Regions from separate parts of the Homo sapiens genome. Here region 2 is linked to region 1. A link is a loop called in an ENCODE intact Hi-C map of the cell type or tissue named here. Cell type or tissue: dorsolateral prefrontal cortex. All regions are shown on one strand. Links, peaks and the distances in the headings refer to the core of each region. The heading gives the core; the rest is flanking DNA. Region 1 has its middle 41 kb from the start of LINC02695. Region 2 has its middle 33 kb from the start of PICALM.

The links. A loop is a pair of places that touch in the nucleus more often than their neighbours do. Peaks named below come from ENCODE experiments on the same cell type or tissue, not always from the same donor. Only the 100,000 strongest peaks of a DNase experiment are listed, where the experiment ranks them.
Region 2: a loop joins it to region 1, with 3.0 times the contacts of the local background. A loop is called at or near these places in 7 of 110 quality-filtered maps.

The regions. Positions count from the first base shown.
Region 1 is chr11:86,150,720-86,153,535 of GRCh38, reverse strand. It overlaps the pseudogene RNU6-560P. Among named protein-coding and RNA genes, the nearest start is that of LINC02695, 41 kb to the left of the region's middle. RefSeq lists an enhancer at 1,670-2,170 and a cis regulatory region at 1,761-2,271. In dorsolateral prefrontal cortex, for the core only: a CTCF peak has its summit at 1,322; DNase peaks (open chromatin) are centred at 1,325, 1,715 and 2,149; H3K4me3 peaks cover 1,168 bases; H3K27ac peaks cover 2,500 bases.
Region 2 is chr11:86,101,119-86,103,934 of GRCh38, reverse strand. No RefSeq gene overlaps it. Among named protein-coding and RNA genes, the nearest start is that of PICALM, 33 kb to the right of the region's middle. In dorsolateral prefrontal cortex, for the core only: no CTCF peak of the experiment used is centred there; no DNase peak of the experiment used is centred there; H3K27ac peaks cover 668 bases.

The sequences.
Region 1 (2,816 bases), core at 115-2,614:
CTATTTCTTCAATACTTTCATGTTGAGATGACTAGGATTATGATTCTTTCTTTCATGTATTCCATTATATTCTCTGTCATATTTTTCTCTTGAAACCTGTCTCAGGAAGAATCAACTTTCTGAAGGAGACAGAATCATCATGCCTTCACATTCCTAAAGATGGGGTAACCTGGGTTTGTTCTTTCTCTCTCTATATATATGTTTAATATGGAACACTTCATGAATTTGTGTGTCATTCTTGTGCAGGGGCCATGCTAATCTTCTCCGTATCATTCCAATTTTTAGTATATGTGCTGCCGAAGCCAGCATGGGGTTTGTTCTTTCTGATCCCATTTGGTTCATTCATTCATTCAACAAATATTCCTTGAGCATTTATGACACTGGTTTTCAACCTGGTTACATAATAAAACCACCCAGGGAACATTTCCAAAATACCATTACCAGGTTTCACCCATAGATTAATGGAGCCCAGGCCAGGCCTGTACATTTCTAAAGCTCCTCAAGCAATTAAGATGCATATGAGGGTTGAACACAGCTGCCCCATGATATATTAGGTCCTGTGCAAACAAGAGGGGATGCAAATAAAAATAAATAATTGCTAACATTTATTGAGGGTGCACACTGTATGTCAGGCACTATTCTCAGTTCCTTATGGGTTTTAACACATTTAATCCTCTCAACAACCCTACAAGGTATTACTGTTTATAGACAAGAAAACTGAGGCACAGAGAGGCTAAGTAACTTGTCCAAGGTAACACATCTAGGAAGTGGCATCTGGAGTCCATCCTCTCTTTTCTATGGCCCATCCACAGTATCATAGTCAAGTAAATAATGAAAAGACAGGAGATATGTATCAAGAAGAACACCTAGAGTGACAGGTGGAGGAAGGAGATAGGGTCAGGAAGGCTTCCTGTAGGAGGTGGCAGTTCAATTAAATAGAGGAAAAATGGAAACCAGAGAGCAAAGTGGGGTACAGAGTTCCTCAGATTCCTTCCTCCCTTGTCTTGCTACACAACCTGCCTCCCTCCCCTAGTCCTGGGAGCTCTGTCCTCCCTCTTCTCCACACTGAAAACACTGGAATGCCCTCAATCATCCTTAATATGCCTAACATTTCAACTGGGAAGTCTGAAGTCATGCACAATTACTCATGCAATTTTTCCTCCAGACAATAGGTCCTTCTGTGTGCTTCTCATTCAAATATATAAAGCTTCACTCTGTTGTTTTAAAAAAGTCTTTGTTGTAGAAACAATTCACAAATGTGTCAAACACACATTGGTTCCCCACCCCCTTCTCTGTCCCCTCACCTGATTGGGATGCTAGCTTGCCAGGGACGTGTGCCCACTTGCCGACTCTGCCCAGAATGGAAGCTAGCCCTGCATTTCACATCACTTCTAACCAAGTAGGGCTCTAAGTTTAAGTTTGAGGTTAACCTCAGGGGGCATTTAGCCACACCTGCCACCTCCTCTGCCTGGCCTCATGGGTGGGAACAGACTTCTTTTGGAGAAAGGGAAATGCTTGATGCTGCTAATTAACTGTGGGAGGAAAGGAAGCCCTCTCCAGACAGCAAAAATACCAAAGAAGAACATTATAAAAAGCAGCCTTTGTACCAGCCAGCCACATCATTCAGCCCAGCCCAGGCTGGGGCTGGAGGGAAAAATAACAACTCTAGCAGCCACTAAGTTCCTGCATCCCAAGTGGGCACCTCAGGAGGTCATGCCCTGAGTGAATGTCTGCTAGAGGAGGGGGTTCCAGGACGGTGGCGGGAGTCTGGCTGCCTTCCCAGCTGGTTTTTGGCAAACCACAGGAAGCTGCCTGAAGCTGGCATGTTTATATGGTGACTTGTGAGACTTCCTTAGAATAGCAACAGGTCTGTTTCATAACTTAAAAGCCAAAGAGTGTGTGTCCATGGAGGTATGAGGTGGAGCTGCAGGACCTTACTTTAGAGTCTGGGTAATCTCACTAGGGCAGGTCGCTTTCCCACCCTGTGCTTATCAATTTAGGGGCTGATCCTCACTCTGCAGATGGGACTATCTTAAACAGAGAAGTGTCAGCTTCCAGCCAGCCCAAATCCCTGAGGCTTGATTGCTACAGGGCTGAACTAAGTTTGAGTATCTGGGAGACTCAGGGTTCAGCAGGGAGTCTGTTGGGGAGGGCTGGGGTTGCTTCAAGAATTGGGATTTGTTCACAAGTAGGAGGGCAGTCAGGCTTTTTGGCTGGGACCTTAAGCTCAAGAGGCTGCAGAATTTGGCTGCTGACCAGTACAGGGGAATGAGGTGAAACCTGAGGGTGGCCTGAGAATGGAGGATTGAGGAGCTTAGAATTTGAAAGCTGTCAGAGCTACATTGGAGGCTCTTGGAAGGCATGTTTACAGGGTCTGCCTTATTTTATAGGGGCTGGGACTGATTCCCAAGACTCTAAATTGCCAAAAGCAGGAAGTTGGGGTACTAGGATTTCATACCAGGCAAGTTTCCCAGTCTCTCACTCCAATAACATTTTTGCATCTGGGCAGACAAATGGGAGATTCCACCACAGTAATACCACATGTACAGGATCCTTGGCAGCTGCGCGTGTGGTGGCACATCCCTTTCCCTCCCTTCCTATTGATATAGGATCTCCTTTATAGATTCTTCAAGTGTCAGAACTGAAAAGATTTTAGAAGCCATGTAGACCAATTATTTTATTTAACAGGAAAGGAAACAGAGAACCAGAGAAAAATGACTGGCACAAGGGCATATAGCTAGTTAGTAATCACTAGTATTGAAGCCAGTTTTGTTGACAACCAGTCCAGGGCTTTTTCCACAACACCACGCCCTTTA
Region 2 (2,816 bases), core at 120-2,619, 50 kb after region 1:
TAACTACCACACAGTGGTTGATGCTCTGTTTCAGAACTTCCTATAAGTTTGTGCATACGTTTATGTCTATCTTGTGTCAATGCTGCCCAAAAAAGCTAATTGTTTATTTTGCTCTCATCCACTGTAGTTTGAGATAAACATGGTTTAGGGTTATTAAATCAGACATTAGATGTTATCTATAATCTAGATTATACCACCATATATTTGTTTATAAGTTGCTTTCACATTATTCCTTACTTGTTTCCTACTAAATTATCTTTTTTGTTTTAGCTAGTACACTTCTACATTTTTTTCCAGGATAAAACTACATCTGTGGAGGGTACTCAAATGTTGGTTCAATTAAATAAATATTTTACCTAATTAACTACACTATAGATTCTCATTGGTGACTATTTCTCTTCTTTTGACATTTGGTAAGTAACATTGATGATACTTTCCGTAACTTAAATATTTGATATGTAGTGTTTTGGGAAGGTCTGAAACTACCAGTAATATGAAAAGTCTGAACATGGTCACTAACAATTCTCAACAATACTCTCTATGGTTGGATTTGGGAATTTTTTTCCATTCCAGAGACATTAGAAAATACAAAAATTATACATGAGAGTTTTAAATAAAGGATTTTGGTTACTTTTCCTTTTTTTTTTTTTCTTTTTTGAGATGAGCACTTGCTATTCTGCCCAGGCTGGAGTACGATGGCTATTCACAGGTATGCACTACAGACTTGAACTCCTGGGGGCAACCCATCCTCCTACCTCAGCCTCTGCAGTAGCTGGGACTGCAGGAACACATCACCAGGCTTAGGTCTTTTTACTTTTATTGTGTATGTATTCTATAAAACCATTATGTATTTGTTTATATTTTCCTTAAAGGTTTTTCTTATTCTTAATGTTTCGATGTGTAGTCTTCCAAATTTGCTTTTATGCATAGATGCATTTTTTCATAAAAATGTGAGTGCACGCTTACATTCTATTGTAATTAATTTGTAGGCATAATATCTCTTCATAAAGTTGCTCATTTTTTATTGAATGGACAGCTGATGAGGGTGAGGGTGGACAGGGTCTCACTATGTTGCCCAGGCTGTTGTTTGGCTTTTGCGTTTGTTGTTCTTTCTGGATGATGGTACAGATCTTTGAAATATTTGTATATTTCTTCAATATTTTATATACTAAGGAAAAAGAAACATATGCGGACAGCTAATTAAAATGTCCTTTTCTTACTTAAGTAGGTTGAAAAGTATGCCATATAATTTTTCATGACTTTGACCTTGGTGGTAACTTCTTCAAAAGTCCGAGCAAAGGCTATACTATTATTACTTTGCTTTGTAAGCCTTTACCATTCATGGTTTCCTCAATGCTCTAAGAAGTCCTTATAAGTATTGGCAAAAAATCTTTGTAAGAATTTCCTTTCATATAAGAATAGAGTCTTCCCTATTATTCACAGGTCCTCAAGAAAGGTGGATAAGTACCTGTGCACCCCAAAGACCAAGGCTTAGTTGACATAAACATATCTCTGGATATACTGACCATGGCTCCCCACTACTAATTTCTCGAGCTGTTTAGTTGTGAGTCAGTATAAGGTAGTGGGATAGACCTTTGATTATGAAATTGGACACAGAGTTGGAGTCCCACTTATGCAACAATTTAACTGCAATTATTCACTTATTTGTCTTCTTCCACTACATGGACAAAGATCGTGTTTTATTTGCCTTCCTATCCCTATCACCTGGCACATAGCACTCAGTTAATACTTATTTAATGAAGCTTGAATGCATCCCTAATCTTGGACAGCTCACTCACAGTCGTTCTGAACTTCACATTTGTCATATGTAAAATAGACTGGTTACTCCCTAACAGCATTTCCAGCTCTGACACTGTGCAATTATATGATCTGTGTATTCTGGAACCAACTTCCCAAAACAAACTCTCTTGTTTGGGCCATTGAGAAATGGCATTGAATTGTTTGCTTTATTATAAATGGCTTCTTAATCTCTGAATCATTCCTATTTAAAAGAGATTCAAAGAGCCTGCAGTATTGCTGTATATTTAGTGGAGAACAACTTGGAGAATTGCTTATTCGATATTTTATAGTTTCATGCAGAGTTCCTACTCCCTGAGAGCTTTGGCGATATTTTACATTACTTTTTAAAGTCATCTTCTAGCTCAAGAAATTTGGTACCTATCTGGTTTTATTGACTTGGCTACATTTCAACAAATTTGTTGGGTGACTAACAAGAGTTCAGAATGATTCAGATGATGGAATGGTGGACTACCTAGTATTTAAGTCATTGGAGAGGCCAAGACATCTGTCATCTATAACATTTTACAGCTATCTTTTACCGCTTTATAATAGAGAGAATTTGCTTGAAGAATGATAGATACGTAAGGGCTAGAATCATACCATCAACACTGTAGAAGGTTCGAGTGGGAAGGATCTGAGGTTTGTTGTGAGGAGCCTCAGTGGCTGCCTAAAAGAGAGCTAGGAATACAGTGGGGGAAAGAAGACTAATTAGGTAGGACTCCGAGTTATCCTCATTCCAGCTTCAACTGTCTCAACCAAGAGCAAACCCGTTTCTGTCCATTTCACCTGCTGATCTTCAGAATAAGTTTATTAAAAAATGTTCTGCTTCAAAATAAAATCTGGGCCTATTAATCTATTTCAACTTCTCATTTACAGATAGAGGCTCAGAAGGTTGTGATTTGCTTTTGAGAGAGGTCATTGAAAGATCTCCTAGACTGGGTTCTAATTTTCAAAGAGATTTGGAGGGAAAGAAATGTCAGAAGTAGCTGGGCGCGGTGGGTCACATCTGTAGTCTC